2 separate regions of the Homo sapiens genome follow, and region 1 is linked to region 2. Evidence: read pairs that join two places in POLR2A ChIA-PET (ENCODE). Cell type or tissue: Panc1. All regions are shown on one strand. Each heading gives the region's core, and the rest is flanking DNA. Links, peaks and the distances in the headings are about the cores only.

Region 1 (2,923 bases), core at 215-2,714, 82 kb before region 2:
GTAAAATTCATCATACTTTTCCATTAAAATCAGATATAGGATATAGGTACTTATACACATTATTTTTGAAGGTTCTAGTTTGCTAACACAAAAAGATGATAGTTGGGTTGAACCTTATTCAGGTTGGACACCCCTAATTTGAGTATCTGAAATGCTCTAAAATCTAACTTTTTGAGCACCGACTCAACACTCAAAGGAAATGTTTATTTTAAGCATTTTGGATTTCAGATTTTGGGATTAGAGATGCCAAATTGGTAAGTATAATGCAGATTTTCTAAAATTCCAAAAAATCCAAAATGCTTCTGGTCCCATGCATTTCAGATAAGGGATGCTCATCCTGTAGTTGTATACCTAGGAAAGGAGATTCTAAGTTTTTTAAAAATACCAGAATTTAAAAGTTGGTAAGGTTGATATATTCAAGATAATATAGATAAAAATTATCTTCGTACTAACACTAACCGCTTTGACATGCAAATAGAGTAAAATAACCTCTTGTCATTATAACAGAACCACAGTTTGAGGAACAAATTTAATAATAAACTTTGAGAAATAAATTTAATAATCTTTTTGAAGAAAACTAATTTTTTTTTTCAATCCTGTCTTATGGGGTTGAAGGAAGACTTAATTTCTTCTTGAAAGACAGAACCGTGATATTCAACGTAATGGCATAATGTTTCTGGGTATAAAAAGTCTTAATATAGGTCAGGCACGGTGGCTCACGCCTATAATCCTAACACTTTGGGAGGCTGAGGCAGGCAGATCATCTGAGTTCAGGAGTTCAAGACCAGACTGGCCAAAATGGTGAAACCCTGTCTCTAATTTAAAAAAAAAAGCCAGGTGTAGTGGCACACGCCTGTAGTCCCAGCTACTCGGGGCGGGGCTAAGGTAGGAGAATTGCTTGAAACCAGGAGGTGGTGGTTGCAGTGAGCCAAGATTGTGCCATTGCACTCCAGCCTGGGCGACAAGGCTGGAGCCTGGGCGAAACTCCATCTCAAAAAAAAAAAAAATCTTAATATAAAATTCAGTCCTTTGTAAAATAACATATTTAGTACAATCTTAATACTAATGGGTTTTGGAAGTGAATAAAATTGATTTTATACGTAAGAATAACTGTGTGACAATGCCAAAAAATGAAAAGATGTATGGTGAGAAGAATTTCTTACCAGATGCTAACTCTTCCAGTAAGATACTGTAGTTAAAGCAGCATGAAATCCAGGAATGTGTGCGTACTTAATGAATTTTTAAAAAGATGGTATTTCACTGTAGAGGCAAGAAGATGGTTTAATAAATGGAGCAAGTATAATTGTCCATGTGCAAGCAAAATTAGAGCCCTACTTTATAAACAAAAATAAGTCTTTTGGAATACGAAAAACTAAAGAATTAGGAAATACAGGAATATATGTTTATAACCTCATCAGTAAAGGAAACCCCAAAGCTACACTCTGGCTACATTTAAAAAAAAAAATCACAAAAGACAAAAATATGCCATTAAATAAAGGATCTCATCAAAAGATAAAACATAGACTAGGAAAATATTTTCATTACACACAACAAGCAATAGATTCATATACCTCTTAAATAAAAAAATTACAAATGATTATGACAACCTAGAGGATCGATGGGGCCAGGTGCAGCGGCTCACACCTGTAATCCCAGCACTTTGGGAGGCCAAAGCTTCCGCCTTGGCCTCAGATGAAATTAAGTCTTCCTTCAGCCCCATAAGACAGGATTGAAAAAAAAATTAGTTTTCTTGTCGCCCAGGCTGGAGTGCAATGGCGCGATCTCAGCTCACTGCAACTTCCACCTCCCAGGTTCAAGTGATTCTCCTGCCTCAGCCTCCCAAGTAGCTGGGATTACAGGCACCCGCCACCACTCCCAGCTAATTTTTTGTATTTTTAGTAGAGACGGGTTTTCACCATGTTGGCCAGGCTGGCCTCATCCTCCTGACCTCCAGCGATCTGCCCACCTCGGCCTCCCAAAGTGTTGGAATTACAGGCATGAGCCACCGTGCCTGGCCAAACTAATATCATATTTTTTCAGTTGTGTTTATATTGGCAAAAGAGTTGAAAACAATTTGAACATGTGTTGATACACCATATGATAGGACTGTGTTAAGCAAGTGTTTCTTAAAATATCTGGCTAGTACCAAAGAGAACAAGTTACTTTTAACTCCCTTGCATACATACCTGCAATGTAGTATTAAATGGAAAAACAAAGTTGCAGGGTAGTATGATCTCATTTCTGTTAAGAAAACAAAAATAAATGTGACATTTTATATGTAATTGTGCTTTCATATGTTCATGGAGAAAGAGAAGAAGGATATGTTATCAGCATCGTTTGCCTCTGGGTGGCAGGTAGGATGGGAATAAGATTGGCTAGGCGGGAAATGAGATTTCATTTTTTTAAAAATATACTTTACATTGTTTCACTAGTTGTAATTAAAATTTGTTTTGAATGTGACCAAATAATGGAAGATACAAGCTTTAATGATTCCAGTTCTTTTTATTCTGCCTTTATAGGACAGGCTAGAAGAGTTAATATAGTAATCCATTATTTCCCTGGGCTTTTCAAGTCATTTGAGGGAGGAGTTTAGCCCCAATTTTGTGGAAATAGTATATACTCTTGAAATAGTCAACTCTCCCCTACAAAGACAATGAATATTCTGGTCGAAACTATTGGAGAGTACATTGTGAAAATCCGTGTAGCTGAGAGAGGAGCCAATAAATGACCAAATGTTGATTTTGAATAGTTAACATTTTATCTAAACAGCTAAAGTTTGTTCATTTGTTTTTTCCTTTAAAGCTCCATCAAGGAACAGTCCCTGTTTCTTACACAGTAACAACAGTGGCACCACATGGGATTCCACTCTGCACAGGCCAGCACATCCCTGCTTGTAGTACACAGCAGGTCCCAGGATGCTCTG
Region 2 (2,923 bases), core at 172-2,671:
AGAAGTGTTCTCTCCTGCCTCTCTATAAAGACGGAGGAAGCGGAGAAGACAACTTTTTTTTTTTTTTTTAACAGAGTTTTTAGTTAAGAGAGAAAAAAGAGCAGACTGGATGTGAGGAAACAGATGGGAAGAAAGAGCAAAGAGCAGAGATTTAACAAAAAATGTTGTTGAGGGTTATGTATACCTTTAACATATTTGAAAAATATAAGGGCCAGGAGTGGTGGCTCATGCCTGTAATCCCAGCACTCTGGGAGGCCAAGGCGGGTGGATCACCTGAGGTCAACAGTTCAAGACCAGCCTGGCCAACATGGCAAAACCCTGTCTCTACTAAAAAATACAAAAACTAGCTGGGCGTGGTGGCACACACCTGTAATCCCAGCTACTCGGGAGGCTGAGGCTGGAGAATTGCTTGAACCCTGGAGGCAAAGGTTGTAGTGAGCTGAGATTGTGCCACTGCACTCCAGCCTGGGCGACAAGAGCAAGACACTGTCTCAAGAAGAAAAAAAAATAAAGAAAAATATAAGAAAAAAATGAGTTATTTTAGCATGGTGGCTCACACCTGTATTCCCAGCACTTTGGGAGGCCGAGGTGATAGGATTGCTTGAACCCAGGAGTTCGAGATGGGCCTGAGCAACATAGTGAGACCCAGTCTCTTTCAAATAAAATAAAATAGACTTCAGACCATGGTTGACTTCAAAATCTATAAACATACAATGGTTAACTAAGAATTTCTGTGCCTGTGGGGGATACCTTTTAGTATAGTTTCTCTTGAGTGGAATGTGAAGTTGTGTGGTAGATAAGGCTAGGCTGTTCCAGTGGTCAAATGAGCATTTACCAGTGAAATGGAGAGTTGTTTGATAAGTAGATCATTGGTCAGTATCCCTTGCTACCAATCTGGCTGTGAGAGTCCCTAAGCACCAAAAGCAAGACACGAGCAAGACTCCATCTCAAAAAAAAAAAAAAAAAAAAAAAAAAAAAAAAGAAAAGAATAGAAAAAAAAAGTTTAGAATTAGAATTACGTATGTGTGAAAACAATGTGAAAAAAGACTTTTGTAGATTTTTGAACTACAAAAAAGACTTTTGTAGATTTTAAGAAACTCAGAAGAAAACTTTTTCTAGTGGAAAGTAAAATTATTGGATGGAATGGGAAATCCAAAACAGGGAAGTAACACTCAGACGCTGACTGACCACCTACTTTCGAGCTACTGTCCAGGAATATGAGAAGAATTCAGAGCCACATTTTTTTTCTTCCTTTTCAGAGAGGTGGGGCTTACGATTTAGTCTGGAATTCAGATGCCTATTGGTGACTGCTCCGTGGCAGCTAAACCAAGAAAACAGCTGCTCTGCTCATTATTTCAAACCACACTAGGGTACAGAGCTCGTGCTTCGGGATGGAAACCTATGGTTATCTGCAGAGGGAGTCATGCTTTCAAGGACCTCATGTAAGTAATTCGGAATTCAATAGAGCTTTATTATTGAAATTGCAATCAGAAAAAAAGGGGGGAAAAAGGAAAATTACAAAGAGGAAGAGGAAAGCTTTGGTTTTAAATCTATCAAATCCATCATTTTTAAAGACTTTTTTACTGCTAACTCAGTTTAGTCATTCTGTGGCTGCTACTTGCTTCTCAGTTACTGTGCCAAAATTCAGGGTCTTTCTGCATCTCCAAACTGAAAGTTGAAATTGAACTCTTTTCTCCAGATTCCTGGCACTTTCATCAGATAAAGTGGGGTTCCTTTTACTTTTTGAGATCTCTGTTTCATAAATACAGTTTATTTCCAAAACATGCAAAGTTTAACTATTTTGTTTCCTTCCCTTTTGAAACATGGCATGTAGAGCTGCCTGATTTGTACTTCTTTTCCCTCAGTTATTTAACTATTGACTGATCACATGATTGGGGTGGGTGCATTTACTCCAAGTTAATTAGTATCTAAGTCAAATAAAAAGGAAATTATCATGTTTATCAATATATAAATGCGACATATAGTGTGCTATACTATAGTGTAGTTTATTAAACCTAATTTTTCATTGAGGCATATGGAAATCCAAATGTTTTAGGAAATCATCATCACAGTTCAATTAGGTGATTAAAATATATATTCAATTTAAAGATCATCTATAGTTAAGGAATGGCTTATACAAACGTGTGTGTGTGTGTGTGTTTAAAGACAGGATCTTGCTCTGTCACCCAGGCTGGATTGTAGTGGCATAATCATAGCTCACTGCAGCTTTCAACTCCTGGGCTCAAGGGATCCTCCTGCCTCAGCCTCCCAAGTAGTCAGGACTACAGACACAGACTACCATACCCGGCAAACTTTTAAATTTTTTGTAGAGACAAGGTCTTGCTGCGCTGCCCAGGCTGATCTCGAACTCCTGGGCTCAAGTGATGTTCCTGGCTTGGCCTTTCAAAGTGCTGAGATTACAGGCGTTGAGCCCCTGTACCTGGCCTTATAAAAACTTTTCAATCAGATGATATTATTCCTGCAATTATTGCCAACACAGTTTACTCCTAGCTGTATCACCAATGCATACTTTCTATCTGCCTTCTTCAATGAGAATTTATTATTTTTATTTTTTATTAGCACACTTAAATTGAAATTCAAGGTCAGACTTTCTGAGCTTCTAGCTGGAACTTGTAAGTTTTTTTCCTCGTGTCATCAATAAAATCTGCTTAGAAATGGTTGTTTCTAGTTATGAAAGTAATAGTTGTTCTACTCATCTCTCCATCCATTTTTTTTGTATAACTGACTTTAAAAATATGGCCTGAAATAATCATTTCATTCATTTGCCTAATGTTTGGTGGTTTCTATGGCCACACAAGCTCTGAAATACTCTATATGGCCTTTAAGTTATCTTCCAAGTTACTCTGCCACTTAATAATTCAATTATCTTTTCCAATATTCCTCAGTAAAACCTTTCTCCTGT

Evidence for each region. Peaks named below come from ENCODE experiments on the same cell type or tissue, not always from the same donor. Only the 100,000 strongest peaks of a DNase experiment are listed, where the experiment ranks them.
Region 1: POLR2A ChIA-PET joins it to region 2 with 7 read pairs; 3 of 35 experiments call an interaction of 5 or more read pairs at or near these places.

The regions. Positions count from the first base shown.
Region 1 is chr9:36,357,822-36,360,744 of GRCh38, reverse strand. RNF38 (ring finger protein 38) reads left to right here. Exons shown (of 12, transcript NM_022781.5): 5 at 2,803-2,923. Among named protein-coding and RNA genes, the nearest start is that of RNF38, 41 kb to the left of the region's middle. In Panc1, for the core only: no CTCF peak of the experiment used is centred there; no DNase peak of the experiment used is centred there.
Region 2 is chr9:36,275,413-36,278,335 of GRCh38, reverse strand. The region is part of intron 2 of LOC124902150 (a long non-coding RNA gene); the gene reads right to left. It also overlaps a transcript of GNE not described here. Among named protein-coding and RNA genes, the nearest start is that of GNE, 18 kb to the right of the region's middle. In Panc1, for the core only: no CTCF peak of the experiment used is centred there; no DNase peak of the experiment used is centred there; H3K4me3 peaks cover 1,421 bases; H3K27ac peaks cover 1,541 bases.